Linked DNA regions of Homo sapiens: region 2 is linked to region 1. The links are chromatin loops, found by intact Hi-C in ENCODE. Cell type or tissue: A673. All regions are shown on one strand. Each heading gives the region's core, and the rest is flanking DNA. Links, peaks and the distances in the headings are about the cores only.

The links. Peaks named below come from ENCODE experiments on the same cell type or tissue, not always from the same donor. Only the 100,000 strongest peaks of a DNase experiment are listed, where the experiment ranks them.
Region 2: a loop joins it to region 1, with 11 times the contacts of the local background. A loop is called at or near these places in 4 of 110 quality-filtered maps.

The regions. Positions count from the first base shown.
Region 1 is chr1:115,157,114-115,173,340 of GRCh38, forward strand. No RefSeq gene overlaps it. Among named protein-coding and RNA genes, the nearest start is that of LINC01765, 66 kb to the left of the region's middle. In A673, for the core only: no CTCF peak of the experiment used is centred there; a DNase peak (open chromatin) is centred at 9,818; H3K27ac peaks cover 2,211 bases.
Region 2 is chr1:115,237,854-115,253,717 of GRCh38, forward strand. No RefSeq gene overlaps it. Among named protein-coding and RNA genes, the nearest start is that of NGF-AS1, 37 kb to the right of the region's middle. In A673, for the core only: no CTCF peak of the experiment used is centred there; DNase peaks (open chromatin) are centred at 13,758, 14,218 and 14,898; H3K4me3 peaks cover 1,338 bases; H3K27ac peaks cover 2,262 bases.

The sequences.
Region 1 (16,227 bases), core at 8,729-11,228:
TCAGTAGAGAAATGCTTCCATTTGTAACCTGCAATCCAGCAGGGAGGAAATCAGCAAAGAAACACCCTGTTTTTTCCTCTCTTCTTGTCATGTCATCTCTGCCTCTGCTTCCAACTTGCCAGACCCAGTTTAGCCAGAGGCAAGAATCCTGTTGTCCTCACAGGTCAGCTTCCCAGGGCTAGAGCAGGATGGAAGGGGATCTGCTGAAAGTCAGAGATGCTTCTGTGTCAGCAACTGGCCAAGATGAGTTGGTGACCTTACTGCCAACTTTTGTTTATCATAAATTTCCATTTGCATCTTGAAGAAGAAGGCACATCTAGCAGAATTAGACAATTTATCCTTTGTGAGGGAAACAGGAGCTTGGAGCATGTTTCAAGAGAGATAATTCACATTCATTTTTTTAAAGTTAGGAAATATTTTGGACATAGAAAAGGAAACAATAATGTAATGGACACTCAATGTTCCCACCACTAGGTTCAAGCAATTGTTAATATTTTACCATATTTATTTCAGATACTTATTTAGAGAAACAAAATGTGAGAGATTCAGCTATAGCTGTCTCCTCTAAATCCCATCCTCCTTCCTTCTTAGAGGTAACCATTTCCTTGTAGTAGGTCACTTTTCCATAATTTTGTTTCACATTTATAAATGATATGCATTGTCTTGTATGCTGAAATGTGTATGAATAGCATTTTATGGTGTAAAATATACCCTTTGCCACTTTTTGTTTTACTTAACTGTATTTTTGAGATTTATCTATGCTAATAAATTAGATCTGGTTCATTCATCATAACAACTGCTCTTTGTGTGACTATATCATAATTTATTCATCTATGCTTATATTGATGGATATTTAGGTTCTTCCAGATTTTTTTCCTTTCTTTTTGGTGTTACAGATAATGCTGCATTAAACACAGTTGTACCTGTGTACTGTGCAAGAGCACTTCTAGAAGAGGAATTGATGGCTGACAGGAAATATGCATCTTCAACTTTACTGTTAGTGTTACTGCTAAGCTATCCTTCAAATCAGTTGCACCAATTTATAAAGTTGTGGATCAGAGGCATGTTAAGGCCTCTTCATGGTTGCCCTAGGGTGTAATTCCCCAAGATGTTGTTTCTAGAGAGTTTAGGACAGTCATAGTGAAGGCTACCTCCTATGGGATCACTATATTTATGCTAAATCTGGCACTGCTGCTCAGAGACGTGAAGAGACTTGCCTGGCATGGCTCCCTGTAGTCCCACGGCTGAGTCAAGGGAGCATAACTGCTGTGTGCCAAGTGGCTTGACCTGGAGAAGCTTGAGCCAGTTCCTGGGATGAGAAGCAGCAGTGACTGATCATGTAATTTAGTGTGCTTAGAGCTCCTTCAGATAAAAACAATCCTTGCAGAAGTCAGTGAGGGTCATGTAGATTCTTGTAAACAAAGTAAGAAAGGTCACTTTATGGTTTCTGAGTCTTGAAAAGAGGCACAAACTCAGCAGTAGCCAATTATGCTCTACATTATTCTGTATATTTTCTCTGTGTGCCCAAACCCTTCAGTTTGTTTTACTATTAAGTGGAGGAAGGTGCAGGTTGTTTTTAAGAGCCTGACGCTTATACAGTTTGGGGGGTATGTTTTAGGAAAAAATACAAAATTGCCAATATAAAATTAAGGTCTTGGTAAAACTACCTCTCCTTTGGTGATGTTGTGAGGGAGAAGGAGGGGAAGGGGTATCTGTGAAGGTATTGCTAAGGCACCAGGCAGTGAGGAAGATGGAGGACAGAGGTGAAGAAGCAGTTATTAGGCACACATCCGGCCTGCACAAAGCTTAGGAGGTGACATATTGGGAGGGCACGTGTGTGTGTATGCACAAGAGAGAGAAAGGACGGTGGAGGAAAATCTGGCAGAGAGTGGTATAAATGATGAGAAAAAATTAAACATTAAAGGCAAACTCCTATGTGAGATGAAAGAAGGAGGGATGCTGGCACCTGTGAGTATCCTGTGATATCCACTCATTGGCTCTGCTACTACATAGAACCAATATGACCAGTGGTATACAAAGACAGGCCAATGGTATAGCAAAGTGCAGAGATGAAATACAAAGGAGATAAGGACCCACTCTCTGACACCCTTTGCGTATGGGAGAATAAAGTCTACAATGGCTGGAACGAGACACCATTTTGGTTCTCATCAATGGTTCACTTATCTCTGTGGTTTGTGGACAGTCTTGAAAAACTAGGTATTTGCACTAAAGAGATGTACATGGCAATATACAGACAACATTTCTTATAAAGTGTCAGGGGGAGCAAGGACTGCCTCTCTTCCCCAAGGAAAGAAACCTAAATCCATAAACTAGTCTGTGGGTGCCAGGAAGGGAAAGGGTCGGGTCTTTGTGGAAATCCTCAGTGCAGGGGAGGAGATGGTGTGGACATGCGCCAAAGGTTTTCTTTCTCTAGAAAGTATGCAACTTTGAGTAAAGGCGGGTCATATTTTCTAAACCAAAAGTGAGGAACATAGTACAGTGAAGGAACAGAATATTTGAAACCCTAATTTTCCAGGTGCATTCTGGTCCCAGGAAAATACTTTTGGATGCCTGAGCTTCCTTGGAGAACATTGGAGAGGGACAGAAGATGCTAGGTTTATAAAGAAGCTACCCTGGGATGGGCACTTTCATAAAATCATCTCATTTAGTTTCCTCATTGAATCCATGCAATGACCCTAGGAAGTAATATAATTATTCTGAGGCCTGGAAAGTTTTAATAATTTTTCCAAAGTTACCCTTGTTCATACATGGTAGAGCCTGGACTCTTCAGTAGGATCTGGTCTCCAGCTCTTGAGAAAGGGAGGATGATCACAAGAGTCTACCCTTATTCTGGGTCTGGTGTAGCAATGAAGAACTGCTTCTGGCTCCCTTCTATTACCTGTAACTTTGGAGGGAAAGGGAGAGGGAGATGGAGGGGGAGGGGTAGGGGAGGGGGAAAGGGAGGGGGAGGGGAGGGCAGGGGAAGGGGGAGAGGGAGAGGGAGAGGGAGGGTCAACCCATTTGCCTGTGATAGCTTGTATTTTCCTTGGAGAGCCCTCTGGGAGAAGAAAGTCTGTTCTGTGTGCTCAGGGGTGAGAGGAGTGCTGAGAAAATAACAGTTGGAACTTTATTCTGAGTACTTGTGGCATGCCAGGCACTATTTAATAAGTTAATTTATTTGTAACTTTTAAAAAGAACTATAATACACATATAGAAAAAATATATATCACAAGAATTAAATGTGCTCAATAAATTAAAACAAGTATCTGCACAACCTCCACCAAGGTGAAGAAAGAGAACAGTCACCACCCCAGAAACCTCTCTCATGCCCAGTCCTCTATCTTCACACTAGAACTTTCCTCAGTGTCAACCATTACTTGACTTTTAATGCTACAGTTTAGTTTTGCCTGGTTTTGAACTTTATCTGACTAGAACCATACAGTATTTTTTTCTTTTGTGTCTGTTTTCAAGTCACTCATTTGTGTTGTTAAAAATACTTGTAGTTTACACATTTTCATTGTTGTATAATATCCCATCGTACATATACATCATACTTTATACATTTTACTCTTGATGGGCACTTAGGTTGTTTTCAGTTTTAGGTATTATAAATAAAGCCACTATTGAATATTCTTGACCATGTCTCTTGATACTCCTATGCATGCATTTCTGTTGAGTATGTGGCTTGGTTACAGGATATGAGCACTTTCATCTATAATACTTAATGCCAAAGTATTTTCCAAAGTGGCTGTACCAATTTATGCAACAGTGTATGAGAAATTCTGTTTCTCCAAATGCTTGTCATTGCTAATTATTTGTAGTCTTTTAAATTTTGGCCATGCTGGTAGAAATGTAGAGCTACTATCTCATTGTGGTTTTATTTTACATTTCCATAATGACTAATGAGGTTGAACAACTTTTCCTATTTATTAGTCATTTGGGTATTATCCTTTGTGTCTTAGTTCATTCTTGCTGCTATAACAGGAATACCTTAGATTGAATGATTTATAAATAATAGGAATTTATTCCTCATAATTCTGGAGGCTGGAAATTCCAAGATCAAGACACTGGCAGATTTCACGTCTGGTAAAGGCTCATTCTTTGCTTCCAAAAATGGTGCCTTGTTGCTGTGTCCTCATATGGTGGAAGGGAGAGATGGGCAAAAGAGTCTAACTAGTTCCCTTGAATCTTTTATGAGGGTACTAATCCCATCCATGAAGGCAGAGCCCTCATGATTTAATCACCTTCTAAGATCCCGTCTCTTAATACTATCACATTTCATCTTAGGTTCCGATATATGAATTTTAAGTGGGGGACATACCCTCAAACCATAGAAGTTTGTAAAGTGCCTGTTCAAATTTCATGCGCACTTATCTATTGGGCTATTTTTTAAATTCTGAATGTAAACCCTTAGTCAGTTACATAAATTGCTAATACTTTCTTCCACTTTAAGTTTTAGATTTTAGTGGATTTTATCAATCTTTTTCTTTATGGTTGATGCTTGTTTTCCTCCTGTTTAAGAAGTACATTCTTCCTCACAGTCATGAAAATATTATTATATTAATATTTAGAATCTTTATTTTGCTTTTCGTGTTTAAAGTTATATTCTTCTTGGAATTGATTTCTTTATATGGTGTGAGATAAGAGTTAAGTTTATTTTTTTCCATGTGGATATCCAGTCAACTCAGTACCAGTTATTAAAAATATCATATTTTTTCCAGTACATTGCACTGCCATCTTTGTCACAAATCAAGTGTTCCTAGATGTGGGGGTTTTGGAAGTGCTATTTTATTCCATTTGTCTTGTTTGTTTATGCTTGCACAAATACTACTCTTAATTTTTGTGGTTTTATAGTGCATTTGATATTTGAGGAAAAATTTTCCCCATTTGTTTGTCTTTGTCAAGCGTCTTTGTTATCCTTGGTTTTTGTATTTCCATACATGTTTTAAAATTAGCTTGTTAAGTTCCACCAAAAAAATTCCTACTGAGGCTGGGCGCAGTGGCTCACGCCTGTAATCCCAGCACTTTGGGAGGCTGAGGTGGGCGGATCAGGTGGTCAGGAGTTCGAGACCAGCCTGGCCAACATGGCGAAACCCTGTCTCTACTAAAAATACAAAAATTAGCTGGGTTTGGTGGCAGGTGCCTGTAATCCCAGTTACTCAGGAGGCTGAGACAGGACTCAGGAGGCAGAGGTTGCAGTGAGCCAAGATTGTGCCATTGCACTCCAGCCTGGGCAACAAGAGCAAGACTCTGTCTCCAGAAAAAAAAAAAAATTCTACTGAAATTTTTATTGGAACTATGTCGAATTTACAGATCAGTTGCAGAGACTGATAACTTTACAATATTTGTTTTTCCAAGCCATCGAACATGGATTATTATTCCATTTATTTAGGTCTTCTTCAATTGATCGCAATGATGATTTATATCTTTCTCTGTGAAAGGCTTGCCCATTTTTTATTAGAATAATTTCGGGGTATCTAATATTTTTAATGGTTTCATAAATGGCACCCCCTTTTAAATTGAGGTTTAATTTGTAAACAGTAAAATGCATAGATCTTAAGTATGCAGTTTGATGGGATTTTGACAATAGTGTACATTTATGTATACTAGATATGTGTAAGATATATAAATTTTCATGACCCCTGAAAGATTTCTTCTCTTTCTTTGAGTCAATCCCTCCTCCCTCCCTCCTCAGAGGTAACCACTGTTCTATGTTCTTATTTCTTTCACTATAGATTAGTTTTGCCATTCAAAATGTCATAGAAGTGAAATCATGCAGTATGGACTCTGTTGTGTCTGGCTTCTTCAATTCAGCATAAATCTTGAGGTTCACCTATATTATTGTATGTATCAGTAGTTCTATCTTGTATTTTGCTTAGTAGTGTTCAGTTGCATAGATGTCCTACAATTTGTTTTTACATTCTCCTATTGATGAAAATATGGATTGTTTCTAGTTTTTGGCTATTAGAAATAAAGCTTCACTGAACATTCTCGTATAAGTCTTTGTGTGGACATATGTTTTCACTTCTTGTGGGAAAACACCTAGAGATGGAATAGCTGGGTCATAGGTAGGTGTATATTTAACTTTATCAGAAACTACCATATGTATTTCCAAAGTGAATATACCATTTGACATTCCCACCAGCAATATTTGAAGTTTATTTGTTACATATCCTCACCAATATTTGGTATTGTAATTGTTTTTAATTTTAGTCATTCCAGTGGACGTGTTGATATCTTATCATGGTTTTAATTTTGTTTCTCTGATGGCTAATGATCTTGAGTATCTTTTCATGTACTTACTAATCATTTACAGATCATCATTTGTCAAGTATATATTCAAATCTTTTGCCCATTTAAAGAAAAATGGATTGTTTATATTTTTATTGTTGAGTTGCAAGTGTATCAAAAATATATTCTTAACATGTCCTTTGTCAGAAGTTGTGAATATTTCCTTTCAGTCTGTCTTGCTTTTCATTTTTTTCATAGTGCCTTTTGATGAGCAGAAGTTTTTAAATTTTGCTATAATTAATTTATCAAGTTTTGTCTTTTATAATTACTACTTTCTGAGTCCTATCTTTTTTTAGTTATCTAACCAAAGATTGCAAAGCTTTTCTCCTATGTTGTCTTCCAAAAGCTTTATAGTTTTAGCTTTTGCATTTAGTTATGTAATCCATCTATAATCCATTTTATGTATGGGTTGAGGTTCTTTTTTTCAGCTATAGTAGGCGATCTTTCTAGCACCATTTGTTAAAAAGATTTCCCTTTCCTCATTCATCTGTTTTGGCACATTGGTAAAATATTAATTGACCATATAACATGGGTCTATTTTTGGACTCTGCTTATTCTATTGATCTAGTTGACTATCTGTTTATCTTTATGCTACAACACTGTCTTAATCACAGTGGGTTTATAATAAGTCTTGAAGTCATGTAGAGTAAGTTCTCAGAGTTTGTTTTTTCGAAGATTGTTTTGATTATTAATGTTTCCATATAGATTTTAGAATCAGCTTGTCAATTTCTAAAAAAAAAATGTCTTTGAGGATTTTCATTGAGATTGTGTTAAATATACAGGTCAATCTAAGGAAACTGACAAAATATTGAGTCTTTTAAACCATGAACATGGTATACTTCTGTATTTATTTAAAACTTCATTACTTTCTTTCAGTAATGTACAATAGTTTTTTATATGGGACTCTTCCACATGTGGCTTCAAATTTATCTTTGAATGTGTTATGTTTTTGATGCCATTATCAATAATACTTATGATTTCATTTTCCATTTGTTTTGCTAGAACTAAAAATACAACATATTTTAAAAATATTTTGAGCTTATTTATTAATTTGTTATCTACTGCTGTGTAACAAATTACCTCAAAACTTAGCAGCTTAAAAAAATACAACTATTTATAATCTCACAGTTTCTGTGGGTCAGAAATCCAGGAATGACTTAGCTGGCTCAAACTCTCTCATGAGTGGCAGTCAACTGTTGGCCAAGGCTGCAGTTGAATCACAGATTCAACAGGGGCTACAGAATATTCTTTCAAGGTCACTCACATGGCTGTTGGCAGGAGGCTGTAGTTCCTTATCATGTAGTCATCTGCATAAGACTACACGTGACATGGCAGCTGGACTTCCCTGGAGTAAATGATCTGAGAAAGAGAGAGGAAGATAGAGTACCCAAGGCAGAAGTTGCATAACCTAATCTCAGAAATGATATGCTATCATACCTACCCTATACTTAGCCAGACAAACTTTGGTACAATATGGAAGAGGGCCACAAAAGGATGTGAATGCCTGGAAGTGGGAACCATCCTGGAATATCCTGGAGTCCAGCTACCATAGTCTGTTCTCCAGCCCCCAATAACTCATATCTCTCCCACATGCAAAATGTACTCGTCCCATCCCCAGACCCAAAAAAAATTTATCCCGTTACAAAATCAGCTCAGAGTTCAGAATTTCGTCTTCTAAATCAGGTCCAGGTCCTCAGACATAGTTCCCTCAGCACAACTCCATGAGTACAGTTCTTCTCAGTTTGTAGACCAATGAACTTAGGAAACAAGTTATCTGTCCCCTGCACACCCAACATACAATGGTGCCATAGGTAGAGGACAGCCAACATAGACACTCCTGTTTAAAAAGGGAGAAACTGAGGCACAAAAGAATCACTGGTTCATATCAGTTCTGAAATCCAGATAAATGTTGTAAGTTCTATTAGAACTCAATCCTACTTCTGCCTGAAAATTACTCTATAGTTCTTGGTATTGTTCTCTAGATTCTTGGTTCCCTTTTGAATCATCCTTCCTTTCATTATTCATGAAAGGTGTAATGTATTTGCAGCTGACTGATTTTATTTTCAGCCTATTTCTCGCTTATGGAAGTTGGAGGATTCAAAAGTTTCTTTTCATTTTATACCATCTCTGTCACTTTCAATCTGTGTCATGAGTATACCCGGTGATATAAGTCTCTCAAAATCTCTGTGGTCCTCCTGTGAATCTCACTGGGGTTTGCTTCATTAGACAAATTTACACCTACAGATATCTTTGAGATAAATCCTCTCCACGTAAATCTTCTTTTGAGAAGGGTGAGGAACTTAAGCTTTTTAGAACCCTTATTATTTTATATATAGGTGCTGTGAAGCAAAATTTAAAGTCTTTAGCAGGTATTTTGTCTGAGTTAACATATTCTGAAAAACCACCTTTTAACTTAAAAAAGCTTCTAAAAAAGGATTTTATAGTTACACCCTTGGCTTCATCTTTAGAACATTGTTTCTAGAGGGTGTCCTGGATTTGACCTTTGCTTGGGAGCAATTTCTTAATTTTAGTATTGTCTGCCATCTGGAGAGCCTTTGAATCTTCACAACCAGCCAGATCCCATCTTCTTTTGGTTTAATAGTGCTTTCCTTAGCTTCTCTCTCTCCTTTCACATATTAATATAAGCAGCCACAAGAAACCAGATGGCACCCTCAACACTCTGGCTGGAAATCTTAGCTAAATTTTCTACCTTTCACATTACTGCAGGAGACAGTGCTGCTAAACTTTCTGCCATGGCATAACAAGGAGCTCCTGTCTTCAAATTTCCAAGATTTTCCTTTTTTTTTTTTTTTTAAGACCTCACAAACAACCTCTTTAAAGTCTAATTTTACTAACCGCGTGTTCGAGGCAATTTAGGATTTCATTAATGTTTTCCTTAAAGTCCGTATAGCCATTCCATCTTCTGCTCACTGTCTGGTTCAAATGCCAATCCTACATTTTAGATTTTTGTTGTGCTAGCACCCCATTTCCAGGCACTAAAATTTGTATCCGTAGATATAGTAGAAAGTAGACATTTTTAGATTATTAAATGGTGAGTCATTTGACCCACCAAGAAAAAACATATAAAGGAGAGATGCCTTGGCATATACTGCTTCTTTCAATGGATGGTCATCTGGTTCCATCTAGAGTCCCTGAGGTAGTGTGAACCAGACCTGCAAAACTCTAGTGGCCTTGGGAGGAGTTGATGATAAACACATAAGGAAAAATCTAGGTCAGTGCTAAGTGTTTAAGAACACACTCACACACACACACACACACATACACACACACAGAAAGAGAGAGAGAGAGAAACCTAAACTGATCTCATATTACAGATGAGGAAGCTGTGATTCAGAAGGGTAAAGTGACTTGTCCAAGGTCACCATGGCCAATTAATAGTTGAGACAGGAATAAAACCAGTTCTTTTAATTTTCTCCAGTGTTCTTTCCAGGTACCATATGGCCTCAGGCTCCCATCATGTTGCATGCCTTCAACAAAGCATCTCTGCCTGAGAGGTCTCAGTGGCAATGCATGGGAAGAAAACAAAGGGAAGAATGTTGGAGTTTCCTGTTAGAATTTCCTGTTAGAATATTTTACATTCTGAAGTAAGTCAGCTTACTAATGCTTGGACAACTAATGGTGCTCATGGGAACCTTTCCATTGAGAGTCTGAAGATCTGAGAAATTCACTATGACATCTTCAGATACAGAGGTTGATCCCTGGCTCCTTCTCTTGTCTTTGTTTTGGTTTCAGCAGTGATGAAGCAGGAATCTTTAAAAACAGTTTTAATTTTCTTGTTTACTTTTTTCTTTGGAAATAAACTTTTCAGCCCATGTTAACAACAACAACAACAAAAAACTGGATTCTGGACAATTTGGTTCAACTGCCTCGATGAATGGTCGTAAGTGAAAATCAGCCAGTGAACTCCTAGCAGCTCCTGACTTAGAGTTCCAGCTGCCCACTGGACTTTAGGACCCTGGCTCATGGACACCTCAAAATCAACATCTTCCTAACTCAACTTGTTATCTTTCTTTCTTTACCTGCTCCCACTCTTGCATTTTTAAATGCAAGAAAAAAGTGTTGAAAACTTTATTTTCAACGAAAAAATAACCAAGAAAATTAAAACTGTTTTTGAAGATCCATGCTTGTATTTTAGTTGCCCAATACAGAACTTTGGAATTTTCCCTTTTACTTAGACCAAATTCTTTAGAATCTAATTCAGAAAATATTTCTTGAATCTACCCTTTCTTTATATCCCTACTGCTACTACCCTTTTTATGTCTCATTTTGTGCATTCACCTATGAATGGTGTTTATTGCATGCCTATACTATGTAGCACAGGCAATCTGCTCTGTGCTAGGATACAAAGGTGAACAGGACATGATACTTGGGTGCAAGAAACTTAACTCTGTGTGAGGGGTAAAGAAGGAGACAAAAACAAATAATGATGGCAAAATATGATCTTTTTTACATATGCCATTTTTCTCCTGAGCCATTGCAATAGATCTTGACCTCTTTCTGCCTTCTTTCTCTCCCTCTTTATCCATTCTCTTCATTGCTAGCAGAATTACCTTCCTAAAATACAGACTGGATCATGATCACAGTCATCTTTGCCTCCCTGTTGCCTAAAGAATGAAAGCTGTAGTCCTCAGTATGTTGGTTAAGGCCTTTACAAGCAGGCCCAAATCTACCCGTCCACCTCTCCATTCTCTCCCCTTTAGCATTGAACACTATGCTTTAGCCACATATAGACTGCTAGTAGGTCTCCAGTATGCCTCATAAACTCTCACATATCTGCCTTTTATTTTCCTGTCCCTTTAGTCTTGAATGCCCTTCAAATCTCATTCACCCTCTGGCTAGTTCTTACTCATCTTCCAACTCTTACTCATCATTTAAGACTCACCTTCCTCAACTTCCCTACCCCGAGGCAGAATTAATTACATCCTCCTTTTATATACCATAATTATATAATTTATTTCATTATATTATAGATAATTTATAGACGCCGAATACCCTCTTACCACCTACCATAGTTGTCAATATATGTTGAATGATTAAAAAATATAAAATATTGAAAATATACAGTGCACCACTGTAGGAGGTGTTCTTATTTTTACTGGTAATGCCATTGTGAAAAAATAAAAATACTCAGAGTCCCCAAGTGCCTTTCCAGGGTAATAAAAATTCCTGCATTTGGAAATCAAAGGAAGTTTCCATGTCTTTTTTTACCCTGTCTCTTTCACGTAAAGTTTGGGGATACAGGTTGAGACATTTCTGTTAGGTTATACTGAGTTTACGAGGTATAAGATGGGACCAAATGACCTCAAGGATTCCCATCAGAGAAGTACGCAGTGGTGAGAGCGGATTCCTCAGGGATGTGGAGGTCAGGAGAAAGTCCCACTTTCACTTCATGGATGCGGCTGAAGTTCTTTCACAATCTGTTTCATGGTGCTGGTGGTGAGGTATATGCGAATGTGTGTGTGGCAATACTTGGAGATAGTTTGAAACTTAGACATGACATGACCTCGACGTGACTCACTAGTTGCTGTCAGCGCATCTTCCCTAATAACTTGATGAGTAAGTGGCAAAATATCTGGCCTAAGCTCTTTTTCCTACCAAACCCTGCTTTGAGAATGCAAACAAGATGCTTCAGAAAAGAATACGCTCCACATTCAATTAGATAAAGATTTCTCATACATTTGGGAAAAATCACTCAGAAAATTTTCAGCCCTCATTGCAGATTAATCCCCAGAATTTCGTTTTATAGACTATCCACTATTTCAAAACATTTCCCACAGGGAATTCTATCAATGGGTAGTAAGTCTCCAGAAGGTTACAGATAGGAGCTGGAATTCTCTCCTTTTTTTTTTTTTTTTTTTTTTTTTTTTTTTTTTTTTAAAAACTAAATTTCCAAGAACTAGACCAGATGATCCCTAGACGTGGTTTAGTGTTTTGTGTTTTCAGGCTTTTAGTATGTTGGTGCTGGAAGGGACTTAAGGGAACATCTGGTTCAGGCCCCTCACTTTACAAATGGTATCAGGAAAGTTAATGGCTTTTTAAGGTCATCTAGTGTATCAGGAGTGGAGCTAGGACTAGGACTCTCAGGCCCTCTAACCCCTAGCCAATGGATCATCTTTCCTCCATGCCAAGTTAGACACAAGGCAAATTGCTACACAAGATGAAGAGAAATTTTAAAGAAATACAGGCCTTTCAACACCTTGAGTATGGATGTGTACCACTGTTTTCCTGAGACCTGAACTTCACTGTAGGACCACCTCTCAAAGGGAGACTTATAAGAGACTTCTGCTGCCAGCCCTTGTCTTGCACATCATCTTAGAGGACCTGGAGATGTTGATGTGGATAATGGATCAATATTTAACTTATTTAACTTAGATTTTAGGGGCAGGTTAATTCAATGAACTTAATTGGTATTTGCTCTGTCCTCCCATAACAAACAAGAATCTCTAGCGCATCTCCAACTTTCAGCCTCCTTTATCCCTTAATCATTAAAAACTGCTTTCTACTCCCCTGTGAGTGAGTCCTGCTTCCCTCTCTTTCTATCCAGTTCAGGCCCACTCCCACCCTTGCTGCTCCTCAATGGGATGCTTCACCTGAGCCCATGGAGCCCCAGTTCTATTAACGACATATTCCCCTTAACCTTTCCCTAAAGCCCTTTTTCTGCTTCCTTACCACAACAGACTTGCCTTTTCCCTGGATACTGTTCTTGCAATCTTCTTCCACAGAGATTTTCCTTCTTCCATTCCCAGTGGAATAAGGAGGGTGGGTAGAGTGAGTTTCTTCATTTCTTTCAAATTGTGCCCATCAGTCATCCTCAGGCAATCTCAATACATTTACTTTTATTTTGAAGTTTATCAGTGGCTCACTAAGCCTTCTCTAGGAGTCTATTTTTTCCTGTCTCTTTAAACCTTGAACAAATACCTCCACTTCCTCAGGCTTTGTAGATAGCCTCAGTCTTTCTTTTGGAGAACACTGAGGCTTTTCCTTCTATTTCAAAGTTTTGATGTATTTTCACCCTTTAAAAAAGTCTTTCCTCCTGTTTCAGAGAAAAAAGCCAAAACTTTAAGGCCAACTTCCCCATGGTTCCTGGATTCTTGCCCCTTCTTTCTCTTGGACATCAAGACCCACATCTCTGAATTGCATATCTTGGTATTTTCTTTTCACTGCATTCAAACTTTCCTCCCCCATGTGCAACGGAATTATCTAAGGTATTTCAAAATGCAGTATCTTTAGTCTCTTCCAAAAGAGTGCTGTACAGCTAGTGCTCTATCCCCAGTGGCTAAATAAAATTCTTTGGATCTTGTTCCTTTATCCAGATTCAAAGATTTGGATTATAGGTTTCAGGTTCCAAGGTAATTCTTAAGCACAATAAATGTGAGCCTAGAATCATGTGCAGACTTCTCTTACAAAAAATAATCATTCTGTATTAGCTACCTATTGCTGTATAATGAATTATCCTACAATTTGGTGGCTTAAAACAACACTAATTATCTCAGTTTTCTATAGGTCAGGAGACAGCATGTGGCTAAGCCAAGTTCTCTGCTTCCAGGTGTCTCACAGCAGCAGAGTGCTGGCTGTGGTGGCTGTCCTTGTCAAGGCTCAATGAGGGAAGGATCCGCTTCCAAGCACATTCATGTGGTCTGGCAGCTCTCAGTTCCTTGTGGGCTGCTGGTCTGAGGGCCTTATTTCTTTGATGGTTGTTGGCTGAAGGTCATTCTCAATTCCTTACCATATGGGCCTCTCCTTAGGGGAGCTCATAACATGGCAGCTTGCTTCATCTGAGTGAGTAAAACTGAGAAAAATTAGAGAAATGGGGAAAGAAGGAGAGCGCAATCAGACAAAAGTCATGGTCTTTCATAACCCAGTCTCAGACATGTCATCTCATTCATTTTGCCATGTTCTATTTATTAGAAGTGAATCACTAGGTCTGGCCCATACACAAGGGGAGGAGATTAAACAAAGATGTGAGCATTGGGAGGAGGATTATTGGGATCGTTTTAGATGCTGACTGTCATATACCTCAACCCCAAAATCTTTTCTTTAAATGCTGCCCATTTAAGTCGTCAACCTAGTTTTCTCCTTATATTTAGCACTCAGCTTTCTCTGGAGAAGAATATGAACTGGTAGCCTTCACTCCTAACCACATACTCTCTCCTGAACCTATCCCATTGCGGCTTCCACTCTCACCACTTTGCATCACGATTTTCTTGATTCTAAGTGAACTCCTGACTGCCAAGTTCTTCTTTCCTCCTCCTCTATCTGGTCTCTTTCAGCATTGGATTGCCCCTTTTTTCTTAAGATTCTCTCCTCTTTGGCCTCCATGATATTCACCTTTGTCTACTCTTCTACTGACTCCTGCCCCACAATTTTGACCAGTTATTACACTATTCTGTACATATTATTTGTATGTGAATAGGACATATTATCTGAGGGAGATCCAAAAAGTTTTGGGAACAGCTCAATATTTCATGGGGACAGAGAAATGACAGGTCTACTAGGCCTGTTTGGAAAGACAGTAAGAGAGAAATAAGATTGCTTTAAAAATGCACATTATCACCTGTCAAGGAGACTTGATCAAATTCAGTGTGGTACTCTGGATGGGATTCTGGAAGAGGAAAAAGACGCTAGGTAAAAACTAATGAAATATGAACAAAGTAGGCACTTTACTTAACAATAAGTAATCAATATTGTTTCATTAATAACAAATGTACCATACTCATGTAAGATGTTAAAAATTGGAGAACTTGAGTGTGAGGTATATAAGAACTCTGTACTCTGTTCATAGTTTTTCTGTTAATCTAAAGCTGTTATAAAATTAAAAGTTTATTTTTTAAAATGTGTCTTAACAAGTTCCACTCTTTGTGTGGAAAGGTCACTCTAGTATTATGGGCATTTACATATTTGTCTCATGTCTCTACAAGATCCTCCCTTCAGGTTTGTGATCACCTTTGTAATCCTTAGAACTAAGCCCAGGGCATTGCATGGTCTGCAAGTAATTGTTGAATGAATGAGTGAATGAGTGAATGATTGTGAAATACCAGAGTGAACTCTTGGACAGGACGTTCTGTAAGGACATAATTAACCTGATTGAAGCCAAGGATAATGGGAATGATTTACTGGCCTTTGTCTTCAGTTCATTCGGTTCAACCAAACCTCTAAAGTGGCCTGTTTCCACTTTCTTCTTCAAATTACATGTTCCTGCTCTGTTTTTATCTCTGTCACTTCCTTTTCTTTCTTTCCTTTTTTTCTCTCTATTATTGTTTCTTTTACTGTGGTGCACTTTCCACTCATTTTGACCCAAACAATAGTTATCCTTCTTAATGTGTTGTGGTCTAGTGGAAAGCTTCTTGAGCGTCAGTGATGAGCTCAGATTGAAGGACATGGAGAAAAAGACATTTGGCTGTGGATGCATGCCACCCAGGTAATCAAGATCCTGGATCCAGCTCTGTGGCACTTCCCATGGAACTACTCAAAATTGACTTGTCTTTACTAGCATTAGACAATTAGACTTAATCCCCAAATTTCATCTTTTTGGAACAATTGTTTTGATTTCCATTAGCTACAGTTTTAGTGTTTGCTCATGGATATGGTTGTCAAATAGAGAGGAAAGTCTCTTCTTTAATGATCACTCATGGAGCTCCCATCTCCACATGATACCAAACATTTGTGTATTTAGAAATATCTGGATGATTGGCCACATTTTTCTGCTTCTTTCTCCTTCTCCTCTTTCTCCAAGCACATTCTCTTCTCCTTCTCTTCCATCCTCTCCTCCTCCTCCTCCTGTTTCTTCACCTCTAGATAAATGGCTTGCTTATTCATGGACTTGGGTTTTCCTGGACCTTGCTAAGTGTCCTCTTTCTGTTTCTTTCTTCATGAGTCAAACAAACAAACAAAACATACCATCCTCTGTAAAGGAAG
Region 2 (15,864 bases), core at 12,932-15,431, 85 kb after region 1:
ATTGAGTCCTTGAAGAGAAATTTAGAACTCATATCTAACACATGGAAGGAAGATCTACCCAGGGTTAACAGAGACCTGTAAGAAGAGTGTCAGAACTCCTAAACTGCAGAAGATGAAGTTTTCAAGTAGTGTTGAGAACAAGAATACAAAAGGTGCTTTTAAAACTAAGATCAGCATGGAAGGACGATCAAAGGAGTCACAGGCCTGTGTTTTGGATGGCTGGTGAAATGTTAATGGACAATGAAAGAAACCAGGACTACTCAAAAACTCTAATTTTGTATCCATTGTCTCCATTAAGGGGAATATCTTCCACATAGGAAAGGTGTGGACCAGTGATAAAAATGGGTGGAGGCCTGAGAGGTGAGGAGCTGGTGAGAGGGCCCGTAACATAGTCTTTCAATGAATTGCAATTCCCAAAGCAGATAAATTGCGTCCCAGGGGCCGGATGCAATTGCAGATGTAATTATGGAATATTAAGTGCTTCAAAATTGGGGATGGGCAGATGCCTCAGTATTCAAAATGGTGGAAAAAAGTATATTCAGGAATTCAGAGACCAGAAAATTTGCTTCCATTCTGAAACAGAATGGGCAAGGTGTGGTATGGAGAGAAGCGCATAGGAGCAGATATTCGCAAGAGGATTCCTCCACCTGAGGCCCTTCAGTTCCTGGTGGCAAAGGAATCAGGAGTTGCAAATTGGAGAGGGCAGCCCTACCTCCAAGAGAGAAGTTGAGGGTGGGAACTACCAGAAGATATTGAGTTTACACTGGCCTTTTCAGTCCAGCCCTTTAGATATCTCCCACCTCTGAACCTTTTTTTTTGGAAGTCTTTAGAAATTCTTTATCAGCCCCTTGATTTGACAGACATGAAAGCTTGGGTGCCTGGATTGGCAAGGTCTGCAGAGTAGAAGCAACCTGTCCAAGTTTACACAGCTGTTAATGGCTGAGCTGGGATTAGAGCCATGTGAGATAACGCACCACCTGGGGTTCTCCCCATTTATTCCACATCTGTACTGCCTAGCACGTACTTTTAATCTGTACTTATATATCTTTTATCTCCCCAATAAGACTGCATTCATTTTACACTGATTGAACATTTAATGTGTGCCAGGCACTAGGCTAAGTGCTTTGTGGATATAAAGATGATTAAAATCTGGTTCTTGGATTTAGTGAGCTTCTAATGCCATAAGGGACTTAAGCAGACTCACAGAATAAGTAGAGTGCTGTGAGATCATGGTGGAAGGGAGCATTGTGAGTTCGAGGATCCAAAAAGACTCTACCAGGAAGCATGAACTCTCCAAGGGCAGGGAGAATACCTGACACAACTTGATATTTTTTCCAGAGTCTTGAACAGTGTGCTAGAAGCCAGGAGAGTGAGCTGAGACCTCAGCAGAGCTTACTGTTTTAGAATTTAGAGAACTAGCTAAACCTGTTCTTGATCCCTGCTATGAAGGATGCTAGGGACCAAGACATTTTGCTTTCTCCTTCCTTTCCTTCTCTCTCTCTCTTTTTTTTTCCTCATGCCACTCAATTCTCCTGGGCTCCTCTTCAAAGATTTAATGAAGATTAAAAATTCACTTTGGAGCCAGGATATATCATAAGCTGGGAACAGAGAGGCCAATGAATCACACCAGGACCCCTTGCACTGGCTCTGAGGCTGGACTGCACCCAAAGCTGCCTGCAGGAATGAGAGGAAGTTATGGCATGGAAAGCATTGCATCTTTGGGCCTTCTCTCTGAGGCAGCATGGAAGCATCCACAGCCCAGTCAGGAAATTCAGAGAAAGAAACGAAACTGATGACATGGATATTAGGAACACATTCTTTCCCACTGAGCCTTGCTCCCTGGGGTGCAGGCCTATGGGTTGGTTTGGAACAGAGGCAGCTCTCTGGGTGCCTAGACTGGCAAGAACTGAGATTTGGCCTGAGGCTACATCAGGTTCCAGATTCCAGTGGTGAGCTCCAGGATCCTGTGGGGACAGTCTGCTGTGGACTCTGCCACCAAGGCCAGGCACTCATTAATCTGCACTGGGTATCTGCAACAGGAGCCTGGTCTGAGGTAGGTAAAGGGGTTGGGAAGGACAGAGCCATGAGAGTCATTAGGTTTTAAAAGTCAGCTTTATTCTTCTCTTATTAGGTTGACCTAAGTGCACAAAATCAATTTTCCAAAACTAAGAAGGACTTCATGTTACTGATAGGTTGGTTGGAATACAGAGCCTCTAAAGTTCTTTTCATCTCAGAAATCTGGAATTCCATAAGAAGGACTTTGAAAGAGCCCATGTATCTTCTGCTTTTTCTTTGTCATGATGTTATCATTCTCATTTACTAGCTGGGTGACCTTTGGCTCTTACCTTTTCTAGATGTCCTATCTTCAAATGTAAAATAGGCTTAATACTTTTCTACTGCTCTAGGTTGTCTTGAAAACTACATGAAATAATATATATAAAAGTGCATGGTTAAAATTCACAGGGACTTAATAAACATAAAATGTGTTCTCTTCCTTCCTCTCTGTGCTCACTGTGTTCAATAACTCGGAAGGAGACTGATGCAGGCAAGCATAATAAACCAAAACTAGTCTTATGCAACAGCGAAGTTGCCAGTGAAAATGCATTAAGAAGACCCTCCTTGCCCTACCCCAGACAAAAATTTTATCTCCCAAGTCCTGTGATAATGTCTGTGATAATGCCTGAGGTGGTACCATTAGTCATTGTGTGTGTCAGATGGTCTTATTATACATATTAGTCATTAAAACCTTAGTATAAAATAATTTTAAAATCGGAGCTTCTTAAGCTTGGAGATTATTTTGTCCAACTCTCACCACCCCCCTCAAAGAATTATTTTGGTAAGTCTCCTGATAGTCATCTAGACTCTTCTTGAATGATTCCTATGATAAAGAGCTCACTACTTTATGAGGTAGCCCATTCATTGTGGTACAGCTGAAGTTGATTAGATATTCTTTTTTAAGTTGAAATAAATCTCTCTCCTCAAAATTTTCTGTCTTTGGCCTGAGTTCTGTAAAATAGAGCAAACAGAGGTAAATTTGGTGCCTCATTAATCTGATAGCACTTGAAATCATTAAAAATAGTGATCTTCTCTTTTTCAGTCCCCATCACTTGGTTTATCTGATTTTTTTCTCATGTAATAGAGTTTCTAGATATTTTAGGTTCTTTACAAGCCAAGTCGCTCTTCTCTGAGGATGCCCACATTTTCCAGCATTCTCAACTTATGGCACCTGAACACTACCCCAGGATGGTTCTGACAGTGTAGTGGATGGGAGGTTATAATCTCTACTTGGTCTGGATTTAGGCTGATAGTATTACAGAGGGTTTTTATTTGTTTGTTTAATCAGATTACATGATTGTTTAATATTTAGTGTCTAATAAATTAATACCTCAAGATATTTCTGTAGGAGTTGCTATCAACTTATGCATTCCCGGGATTAGACTATTATATTAAGGAATGTAATGTTTTAATTCTAAATGCAGATAATTTTATTCTTAGTTAAAAGCTCTGTCTCTTCCCCCATTTGTTTCAGGCCATTGCTTTGTCTGTTTACTGGATCTTAACTTGTCAATCCACCCACTAGTGGTTCCTCCCAGCTTTGTGTCATCCGTAATTTTGACTAAGCAGGTCCAGTGACAGAGCCCTTCAGCCCAACACTAAAGGCTTTATTAAAACTGGCACATATCCATCATCCCTGAGTAAGATTGCTGAACTGCAAAATTATTTAATAGTTCTATCATTGAGGCTACAACCTTGAGAATTCCCAAGCTTGGCCATTTCCAGTCATTCAGTTAGTAAGTGAAAGTTTATTTGTTAATCTGGGTGGGGTTCTTAAAATGCATATACTTGGCAGACAATATTAATTGGTTTCTGGATGCCTACAATGCCACCTACCCAGGTGGAGTGATGCAGAAATTATTATTCTAACCCAGGGGCAAAATATTCATTCATTGACTATGAGGAACACTGGGAAATGCACATGAGAAATTATTGACTTGTCTTGATATCTCAGAATGTTAAGGAAGAGCTGACTAGACCTAATTCTGCTAATAAAAGGATTCCTCACCCACCCAAGGATGCCCAATCTTCAAGGGATTCTCTGTTTTCACTTTGTTCCTTTCATCAGCAATTACATGAGCAGCTTCTGCTGTTGTGAGGAACTGCTAAGAAAATCAAGGATTTGGTGATTGGGGAAGGAGGAAGTATTGTCATTGGGAGGAAACCTAAAACTTGGCAAAGGAAGCTTTGAACATTGGCCTTCATGGTGAGAGAAGTGGACCTGGGAGTGAGGCCTGGTATCAGGGATAGGTCAGAGGGAGGAAAGGGATGTGTATATAACTATTTTCCTGAGACCATAGGCTTAGCTTGGTCATCTGGGTTGGTTTTTGCCTCTATCAACTGGTATATATTCTTGTAGGGAGATGAGCATGAAGCAGTCACCACTCTCAAGTTTGATCCAAGATATTTGAAATCCCTCAGCATGCCAGCCTCCTATGGAAACATTTGCCAACTTATCAGGGATGTGGAAGACACAAACTTTGGGTGAAAGCATCATATTTTCACGTAATCTGTGAAGGCCAAGGAAAGGTCTTCTTGTTTAAATGGCATATGGCTTGCAGTTTCTGATACAGCTTCTCAAAATATCCGAAAGATATAAATATTCCTGAAGGACCAGAAAAAAAGACAAAACCCCGTAACACTAAAAATTAGTATTAATGGACAATCTAGTGCTATAATCTAAGAAGAATCTCCTTAATATAAGAAAGATGGAGCTAAATTAGAGGAATAAATCTTGTGTAGGTTTCTCTTTATGGCACAGCCAGGTTTTATTTATTTAACTTCATGAAACATAACACCTAGGGTGCAGGGGGAAGTAATTTCATAAGTCCTTGATGTCTGCTTCATTGACCAGAGGCTGAGGATGTTTACAAACCATAAAACAGGACAACATTCATTTAGGGAATGGGGTAGAGCATTTTGATCTACCTGAAAACTGTTCTTCCACCACTCATTTACCTTCCTCTATTTGTAGGCAGATATAGTCTGGTCAGTTATGAAAATAATATCATTGTATTGGGAAAAGCCAGTGTACTTCTAGAAAATAATTCTGATGACAAAAATGAACAGAAATTGGAGAAAAGAATGGAGGGAAGAGCTGGAGAAACTAGTGGTGGAAAATTTCATTTAAATAGGTGTGGTTCTCATGAGTAAAGTAGGTAGAGTCAGAGAGAAAAACAACATTGATAACAATACATGCTGGAAACTATAGATTTCCTGGAACCATGTTTGTTAAAGGTATTAGAGACTCAAACAATGAGTTTAGGAAAAAATGCCACTGAAGCTGAACTAGATGAAAGTCTGTTAAAAATGGTAGTAACTTGAGCTGTGAATATCAACCTACCCTTTATCTGTTGAACAGAGGAGTCATCCATTAGACTAGGAGTTAGAATGGACTCAAGGACAATTCATATACCCTGCTGTTGGCAAAGACTCATAGTATATAGTCCCTGCCTCATAAGAGGATGAATGAACAGGAGAAATTGTCTATGGAGAGCACTAAAAAATAGTATAAAACAAAGAAAATTTAACATCACTGTGAAAACTCAGAGGAAAGAATTTTTATTTCTAATGACATGAAAGAGACCGGAGAAACCCTCAAAGTTTAGAACACCTAAAAATGTTGGATAATTTATTTAAATGCTTTTCTAAGTTGGTGGGAAAGTAAAATAAATCTTCAAAGCCTGAAAATGACAAGAGAGTTATGGCCTGCATTTGTCATGTGGATCCCTCATGGCCTAGAGCCTAGACTTTAATTAGGCAGAAGATAAAGCCCATGTAAGGTGAGAGTGTAGTCAGATCTGAAACTACTACATTAAGCTGGCATCACTGTAAGGCAGAATCCTCAGTGGTCTATTAGAATAAAACCTCATACCATCGAGATTGCGGGGAACCTTGCCTGTTTGGCTTTGATTCTGGGTGGAGTAAAATAAGGTAAAAGCCTTCTGCAAGAAGTCCTCACCTCAAGCTTACCTCACAGGTATCTGGGACCGAACTCCCCAACAACTCTAAAAGTTAAAAACCAACCTCCAAGCTGAATATTTACTTTAAAGCGGTGTCAGGATTGGTAGTCTACCCAAATCCATGGAAAAATCAAATGAAAATCCTCTGTAGGAATATTTTCAACACACATACACACACACACACACACACACACACACACACACACACACACGGCCATCATGTGCTAGAATCAGAACACACAAACTGCAGAATCAGATGCACAATGCATTAGAATTGTTAAAAATGGAAGTAAATAGGGCATTTAGAAATATAAAAGAGGAGATTATAAGAGTGACTAAAATATTTGAAAAGGAATCAAATAGAAATTCAACATATGGATTAAAGAGGTTAAATAACTGTTTAGAATCACCAAAAGAAAAAATCAGTGAATTGAAAGACAGACTGAAATATTATCCAGATTTTAGTGGAGAGAGCCAAGAAAAAGAAAAACATAAATGGAATATTGGAAAGCATGGAGGTTAGCATAAGGTATGCCATTACCTTAATCAGACTTGCACAAGGAAACATTATAGAGAATGAGTGGTTGTGAAGGATAATATTCAAAGAGATAATGGCTGAGAATTTTCCATCATTAAAAAAATGAAACAATCCTTATATCAGGAAGCCAAAGTAGAATAAATAAAAAGAAAACCACACCTAGACACATCATTGTAAACTGCAGAACAAGAAAGTTCATGAAAATCATAAAGATCATAAAAGCATTCAAAAGAGAAAAAATCAATAAGCTGCAAAAGAATGCCAGTTAGATTCATAATAGACTTTTAAAGAGGAACAATGGAAATCAGAAGACAATAGTATAATGCCTTATAATTGTAAACCTATAAGTATATACCCAGAAAAAATTTCTGACAACAATAAGAATAAAATAAAAACTTCCACAGAAATAAAAACAGAGAGTTTACAATCAATTTATTCTTATATAAAGAAAATTATAAAGGGTGTACTTAAGGTAGAAAGAAAACCAACTAAAAAAGAAGATATAAAATGCAAGAAGAAATAGTGAGCAAAGAAAATAATAAATGTGGGAAAATATAATCATTAACTAAATAAAAGTTATAATAAAATCCAATTTTGGAGAAAAAAACAACATAAAATCAAAATCATGGAGAAAAATACATGTAAACATGGTTGGGGGGTGGAAGGTTGCTGTGATTTAACAGTAAAGTGTTCTAAGCTCTATTTTCAGGGAGATGGTAAAAACTCTTGCTTAACTTTGACTTTGTTAAGTTATATGTACATGTTAAAAGTCTAGGATGACCAATAAAAGAATAGAAATTGTACGAATTTTAAATTAGGCAATGGAAAAAATATAAAGCATAAGAAAAATCCCCTACAAAATTAAATTAATCTAAAAGAAGGCAAAAAAATTAAATGAGCATAGAAGAAATATAACAAATGAAAGCACAAAGTATAACATTTTAAGTACATAAAAAGATATTATGAATTACAATAAATGTCAGTGGACTAAATTCCCCAATGAAAAGTAAAAGGCTGGATTTCAGAAGATAAAAACAAAAGTAACATCTAATTTTATGCTGTTTATAATTGTCAAAAGGAGAAAATTACAACAAATTAATTTAAAGATCTTAATTTGCTGATTTTCATGGTTGTATTGTGGTTATGTAGGAGAATAAGGAAATACAAATTAATGTGCTTAGGCATGATGAGAGCGACAGATTGGCAATTTATTTTTAAATAGTTCAGAAAAAAGTTCTTTGTACAGCACACAGCTTTTCTATAAGTTTGGCATTGTTTAAAAAATATCTTTTAAAAAAAAGAAGAAAGAAGAAAAAGAATGTCCAATAAAATGACAAATATTGAAGCTAGGCAAAGAAGATGCAGCATATGAATAATAGTTTCAAAAGGAGAAGCTCAACAAATACTAAAAGAAATAGAACAAATACTAAAAGCTGTAAAACAGTAAAACTTTTCCAACAAAAAATGAAAATACAAATGGGAAAAACACACATCATGCATTTGAGAATACTCACCCAATATAACCAATACCAAGACATATACAAATATAGACTTTGTATACAAAAATTGAACTTTAAAGAAAAAGAGAAAATCCTTTTGGGATCCAGACAAAAAGATCCTGTGATTTATAAAGAAAAGAAAATTATGGTAACATCAGACTTTTTCACAGAAAAATTTTATGATGGAATAAAAAAAGGAATATCATTTAAGATAGCCTAGGAAAGAAAATATAAACAAAAGCTTTTATATTCAGCAAAACTGACTTTTAAGTAAAAGCAACAAAAACTGTCAACACACAACTCATGGAACATTGCTCTTATGAGCTTTTCCTGAGGATTCTAATAGAGAAAAACTTAAATGATTAGAGAGACATTAACAGAAATGCTGCCACCTGGCCTCTATTTCAGGGTCCTATTATCTTCATTGCTGTCAGCAAGCTAAGTCCTCTAATGGCTTCTTTTACTATCATCCATGGCCTACAGAGGGGAGCCTTCACTTCTTTGCTGGCTATTTCACCAGCACATTCTTTATTGTTTCTGTAAATAATGTGTAACTATGTTCAAGTGGAAAATAATCATCTAGCAGGTCTGCTAGTAGTACATAGCATATCCATCCTAGTATTCCCAATTTCTTGAGATTTCCTGCCCCTACCTCCCCATCCAACTGGATATTAAAAAAAGAAAATCTCTTCACCTACCATCTGTCATGGCAAGTCTGGCATTTTCAACTCTACTCAGTGTGAGCCATTGCTTTTTCAATGTTCCATTAAGCCCTCCTAGTAGGAAGTTTGAATCATCTCTGGGGGCCTTGCCAGTATTTTAAATTCTGTGTCTTATGAGAATGTTCCCAAGTCAATGAATCCTTCTCTATCCAATTATATCTTGAGGCCTCTTGATTAATCGCTCTCAGAATCCAGTCCCAGGAAAGCTTGACTGACTCCTCCTGAAATATGCTGGCTAGTTCTTAAAGTTCCTTTGGTATATAGACCACTTTCTCCCTTACTAGTCCCAGCACACACCGCCCTGGGATTTGTTGCAACTGAACCCTAGATATAGGGCTAGTGAATGGCTAGGAGAGGAGGTGGGATGGTTACTAAAAGGGACACATGTTACTTTCCAGAGAAGAAGATTCCAGGCTCTTTTCCAACAAAAGGATGGGAGGAAGGTAAGGGAGACCATGCTGATTTTTAGGAGTGGGGCTACATATGCAAACTAAGAAGCTTTGGAGAAGTCTTGGTAGTCAAAATACTCAGGGCCTAGATATCTAGATATCCCTATCTCATGTTTCCAGGTTCCAGATTTCTCAAATAGGGGCCCGATCTTGTTAAATCAGACCTACTTTATTGTGCATTTAACCATGTTTGATGTTTAGCCATTCTATTAAGTGATAATGGGAAATGAGAGCTTCTTTGTAAGCACCTAAAGAGGCTCTCCGGCTTTCACAGCAGATTTTCAATTGCATATTATGCTTAGTTATTCCTTACCTTTCTGTAGTGCATCAATGGTGCTTATTTATAGCCATCTAATCCTGCCCTATTTTCTCCATACATATCAAACAACTTGTACATCACCCCTACTACATTCTCTTTCCCTAGTATATTCTCCCAATTCATCACCTAATGGTTTTAATGACTGGACCACCACCTCATGCCAGAGGCCATTGGTACACTGTCTTATCATCAATGATGGGGTTCTCATTGCCAGATAAGCATTGAGTAATCCAGCTTCAAAATATCATTTTATTGCCTGTTTTCTCACACCATTTCTGGTACTAACTGTTGTAGTTTGGATTCTTTAGATGCAGACATTGAGACGGAATTTGGGGCTTAAGATGTTTATTAGGGAATCAACACCTATGAAGGAAAGGGAGAGAAAGCAGGATTGTTGGGTTATCACACAAACCCAACAAAGTCTTAGCCAACTTGGCAAGAAGTCTGGAGCAAGTATTGACTATCAGAGTGTCTGCCATTAGCCCAAAAAGGCCAGGTCTTTATACCCCCTCCTCTCTTAATCACTAGATGAAGACTGCAATAAGAAGAGCATAATCTCAGGAAAGTATCTCTTTGCAGTATCTCAGGAAAGTATCTCAGGAAAGTATCTTTTTGTAGACTCTGAAGTAGCTTCCAAGTGTAGGCTCTCTACTGCTCCAACTTCTTGAAACTGGGCAGAAAGTCCCTCTGTGAAGGAGAATTTGGCAACTCATCTCTGTGGCTACACAATATGTAATGGCATACATTTGACAATGTATGCTTACTATTAGCATAAAAATTGGGCTAGAATAGGAATAGCATATGCAAATATATTTTACAATCATGATTGGTGGTGGCAGTAGTAGTATTATGCTCAGACAGATATGTGTGAAATGTGGATTAAAGCAAATGAATAGTAATGGATATTTTAATTCTATTACCCTTCATGTCCTTGAGGATAAAAACAATTTTTATATATGTATATCTACTGAAAGGCCTAGAGAAAGACTAGGCCAGTATCAATGAACATTGCTAGAACCTAGAATGTAATATTGAATTATCATTTCCTTCGAAAAGATACCAGGGCTTTTTGGAGAAATGACTGATTCAACATTTGGCAAAGGAATGTATTAGATTAGACTAGAATATTTTGTCATGCAAAATAGCAAAGAAAGTAACAAAGACTATTAAAATCATAACGAAAGGACTAAGGAACCAACTTGAAGAGACTCCTTTTGGCCAAAGAAGGGATAAAGAATCAATAAGAATAAGAAAATTGAAATATATTTACATTCTTGTGTTTATAATGATATTTTAAGAACTAATTGGGTGATGATAGAAAATCAATTTGTTATCTTAAAATTAGTAAGAGGAAATAATAAGCATTTATTCTGCCTTCCTAAATGAACTGAATTATTGAGTAACAAAGTAGCAAAATGAGGGAAGAATTTCTTTATAAAGTTCTCCCAGCTAACAAATAAAAACAAAATTATAAAATTAGAAATATCACCATAATCCAACTGCTAATTAATTATTGGATCTGGACAATAAGCAACAATATCACAAGAAGAGAGACAACCAGGCATTGTATGCCTCCTGATGAATAAACGTTACACCACCTGTAGTATTGTGAAAGAGATCAAGCCTAAATCTGATTGAGCCTCTAGATGCAGCTGCCATTTTTTAAAAAATCCAGGGAACAGAGGAATGTGTTGAACTCCACTATGGGCATGCCATAAGCAAAATCCAGACTGTAGGAAACTCTGGGAGTCAAAAGTCTTGGGTTTCAACAGCTAAATTAAAAGAAAAAAGAAAGAAATGGATGAAAAACTGTAGAGTAAAAGAAATGTTAAAGACCTAACTAACAATATTTTTTAAATGGACATGACAGAATGCTATAGTATCTAATGATGCATACTTAGGTGAGAGAAAAAGCCATTAAAAAACATTCTTATGTGATTACCGTAAAAATCAGGATATGGTTACTTTTGTAGGAATAGGGGGTTGAGATTGGGCCAAGACAAATGGAGGGCTCCTGGGTGGCTGGCAAAATTCTATTTTCTTTTTCTACCATAGTGATGGTTCAGGAATGTTGACTAAAATATTTCACTAGTCTATACATTTGTTTATGCCGTTTTATGTATATGTTTTTCATTTTATAGTAAAATGGCTAAACATTTTTAAAAAGTAATAACAATAAAATAGCAACTTTTGAAGTATGGTTAAAGCTGTACCCAGAGGAAAATTTATAGTCTCAAATGTTTACATTAGAAGAGAAGTTAGGTCATAATTAGTAAATTAAGTTAGAAAAAAACAAAACCAAGTCAAATAAAGTAGAATAAGGGAAATCAAGAAGATAGGAACAGAAATTAATGCATTAAAAAACTAAGATAAAAGATCAATGAAGCCCGAGTGGAGACACTGATAAAAATTATAAAATCAATTATAAGATTGATGAAGAAAAGAAGGAGGTATGTCATATATAGATCATAACATATCTATAGAAACAGGAAATATTTAAAAGACAAGAGGGTATAATGAAAAACTTTATACCAATAAAATTGGAAAACATAGGTGAAAGGGAAAAATTCCTGGACTCAACATTATAAAATGTTTTCAAACTTAATCCAAGAAAAATTAGAAAATATGAATGTTTGTATGAACATTTTAAGGAATTAAGTATTGAAAGAGCTTCCTAAAGAGAAAACACCATGCCCAGACTGTTTTCTAAGCAAGTCTTATAAGAATGCCTACTATCACACTTCTATTTAACATTCTTCTAGATGATATACCTAGCAAATAAAACAAGAATTATAAATGAAATTTATAAGATTTGAATAGGAAAAAAATGAAAAAAATAAAAATGTAGTTTATAGATATGGTTTTCAATACAAAAAACTAAAATAATCTGCAAATAAATAACTAAAATTTAGAGATTCATGTTTGTCAGATATCAATGTATAAATACAAATGTCTATATATAAATAGAAAAGTCTATGGTGTGTCTATATAATGGCAGTATTTTACATTTATATTGAGTTTGAGGGATTCCAATTAATAGCATCTATTTTCCCAGCCTGAGTTCTGAACCAGACAAAACATAGAGATACAGAAAAACTAAACAAATAACCCGATTAAAAATGGACAAAGGACTTGAATAGACTTTTTTTTAAAGAAAACATACAAATGGCCAACAGGTATATAAACTCAATATCACTAATTATCTGGGAAACCAAATGTAAGCCACAGTGAGATATCATGTCACACCTGTTAGGATGGCTATTGTTAAAAGTCAAAAGATAGTATGTGTTGGTGAGAATGTGGAAAAAAGTGAACCCTTGTATACCGTTAGTGAGAATGTAAATTGATACAGCCATTATGAGAACAGTAACATTCCTCGAAAAATTAAATATAGAACTACCTTATAATCCAGCAATCCCACTTCTGGGTATCTATCCAAAGGAAATAAATCAGTATCTTGAAGATATATCTGCCCTTTCATGTTCTTTGCAGCATTATTCACAACAGCCAACATATGGAAACAACCTAAGTGTCCATCAATAGATGACTGGATAAAGAAAATCACACACACACACACACACACACACACACACTTCAGCCTTGAAAAAAATATATTGTTGGCTGGGCGTGGTGGCTCACGCCTGTAATCCCAGCATTTTGGGAGGCCGAGGCGGGTGGATCACCCTCGGCCAAGAGGTCAAGAGATCAAGACCATCCTGGCCAACATGGTGAAACCCTGTCTCTACTAAAAATACAAAAATTAGCCAGGTGCGGTGGCACGTGCCTGTAGTCCCAGCTACTCAGGAGGCTGAGGCAGGAGAATCATTTGAACCTGGGAGGTGGAGGTTGCACTGAGCTGAGATCGTGCCACTGTACTCCAGCCTGAAGACAGAGCAAGACTCTGTCTCAAAAAAAAAAAAAAAAAAAAAAAGATATTGTACTGTTTGTAACAACATGGATGAAGCTTGAGGACATTATGCTAAGTGAAATAAGCCAGACACAGAAAGACAAATACTGCATGACCTCACTTAACATGTGGAAACTAAAAATAATTTGAGCTCATAGTGACAGAGAGTAGAATGGTGGTTACCAGGAGCTGTAGGGTGGGGGAAAAGAGGAGGTATTCATTAAAGGATACAAACCTTCAGTTATAAGTTAAATAAGTACTGGAGACCTAATGCAGGAAACGTGGTGAGTATAGTTACTAATAATGTGTCATGTACATGAAATTTGCTAAAAGAATACATCTTAAGTGTTCTTACCACTCACACATACACACACAGACACACACACAATGGTAACCACGTGATGTGATGGATATGTTAATTAGCTTGATTGTAGTAATCATTTGACAATGTATACATATACTAAAATGTCACATTTTATACCATAAATATATAGAATTTTTATTTATCAATCTTACCTAAATAAAACTGAAAAAAAAAGAACAGGTAGATAGAGGCTGAAATACTTTTATTACCAAAAACATTGATTTTGGAGAATGTCGCTAATATTTATGCAAAAGAGAGATTCATAATCCTGAATTCCAGAACCAGACAGCCTTATCCAGTGAGTCACCAGCAGCATATGAACACCAGATGCTGGTGTTTCTGCATCTCCTGTAAAGGAGGGGTTGTTTCTGTTAGGTTTTCTGCATGGCTTAGAGTAATCAAGACCACATATTCTCATAGACAGAGCAGCTCCTAAGAGGAAGGAAAGAGGAAATGCCTGGGCATGAAAGCCAAGTTTATCCCTTCAAATCATTAATCAGATTATGTTGCTTCTTCTCCCCCAGGGCCAGAGTGAGTGAGGGGCAGAGACAACCAGGATTGTTTCAGGGGTGAAGCTCCCTCCACGTGGAAGAGAATATTTGGAGTAGGGAAGGATTTCCTACCTCCTAGTCAAAAAAGAATTTGTAATATCACTCCCCCTCAAAAAGGCTGGCCCCTAGGAATAGATTTTAAAAAACATATGCAAGATTTTTATGGAGAGAGGTATAAAAATTTACTGAAAGATATTAAAGACAACCTAAATAAATACAGACATATCATGGTCACAGACAGGAAGACTGACCATTGTAAAAGTTATTAATTTTCCCCAAATCAATCCACAGGTTCAATATAATTCTAATAAAATTCTGAAGTAAGATTGTGAAGAATTTGACTATTTTTAAAGTTTATATGGATGATCAAAATGCAGTACACAATATACTCCCAGAGAAAAATGTTAGATAGGAAGACTTGCTCTACCAAATCAAGTCTTATTTCAAGCTATCATAATTAAAAGTGTGGTTTGAGTGCAGAGATAGGAAGAAAGCCCAATGGAACAGAATAGAGCCCAAAGACAGACGCATACATAACTGATGAAAGCCATTACAGGAAGAGCTGGCATTGACGATAAGCTGGGAAAAGACTAACCATTTAACAGATGACATTAAGACAACTGCTCGTCTATGTGGGGGAAAAACTGGATCCCTGCCACAGACACACATTCTAAATAAGTGTAAGGATTCCACTGAAAAAGGAAAACTACAAAATGTTTAATGAAAAATATAGAAAATAGCTTTTAATTTTGGGAGTGGGAAAGAATGCCTTAAACAATATTCATATGAGGAAATCCTTATAAAATTAGATTATAAATTTGACTGCATCATAATCAAAAACTTCTTTCTTTCAAAAGACACCATAAAGAAAAGAGATAAGCCCCAAATTGTTAGAAAATAGTTGCAACATATTAACTAATAAATAATTAATATCTATTATAGAACAAAACTCTGTGAATTAATAAGAAAAAGAAACATGGGCCAAACATATGAACAAGCCTTTCGCAGAGAAGAAATAGGACTGGTTAATAAATGTGAAAAGATGTTCAACTACATAAGTAATATCACAATTGGGTAGCACTTATATCTTCTATATTTTCAAAAACTAACAAATCTTACAATACTAAGTATTTGGAGAATGTGGAACAAAAAAAATATTCCTACACTGCTGGCTGGAGTATAAATTGCCTTAAGCATGTGGGAAAACCATTTGGCATTCCTTGGTATTGTTGAAGACGTGAATGTCCTGTGATATAGGAATTCTACACCAAAGTATCTTTCCTAGAGAACTTGCACAGGTGCCCCAGGAAACATGAACAAGACTATGATTGCAGCATTGTTTGCAACAGCAAAAATGGAAATAATGCCAGTCCATCAACACTAGAATGGGTAAATAAATCATAGTACACTTATGTAATGAAATATTACACAAAAGTAAAAATGAGTGAATGACAATTATACACACTAATAGAGGTGAACCTCATATTGATAAAAAATT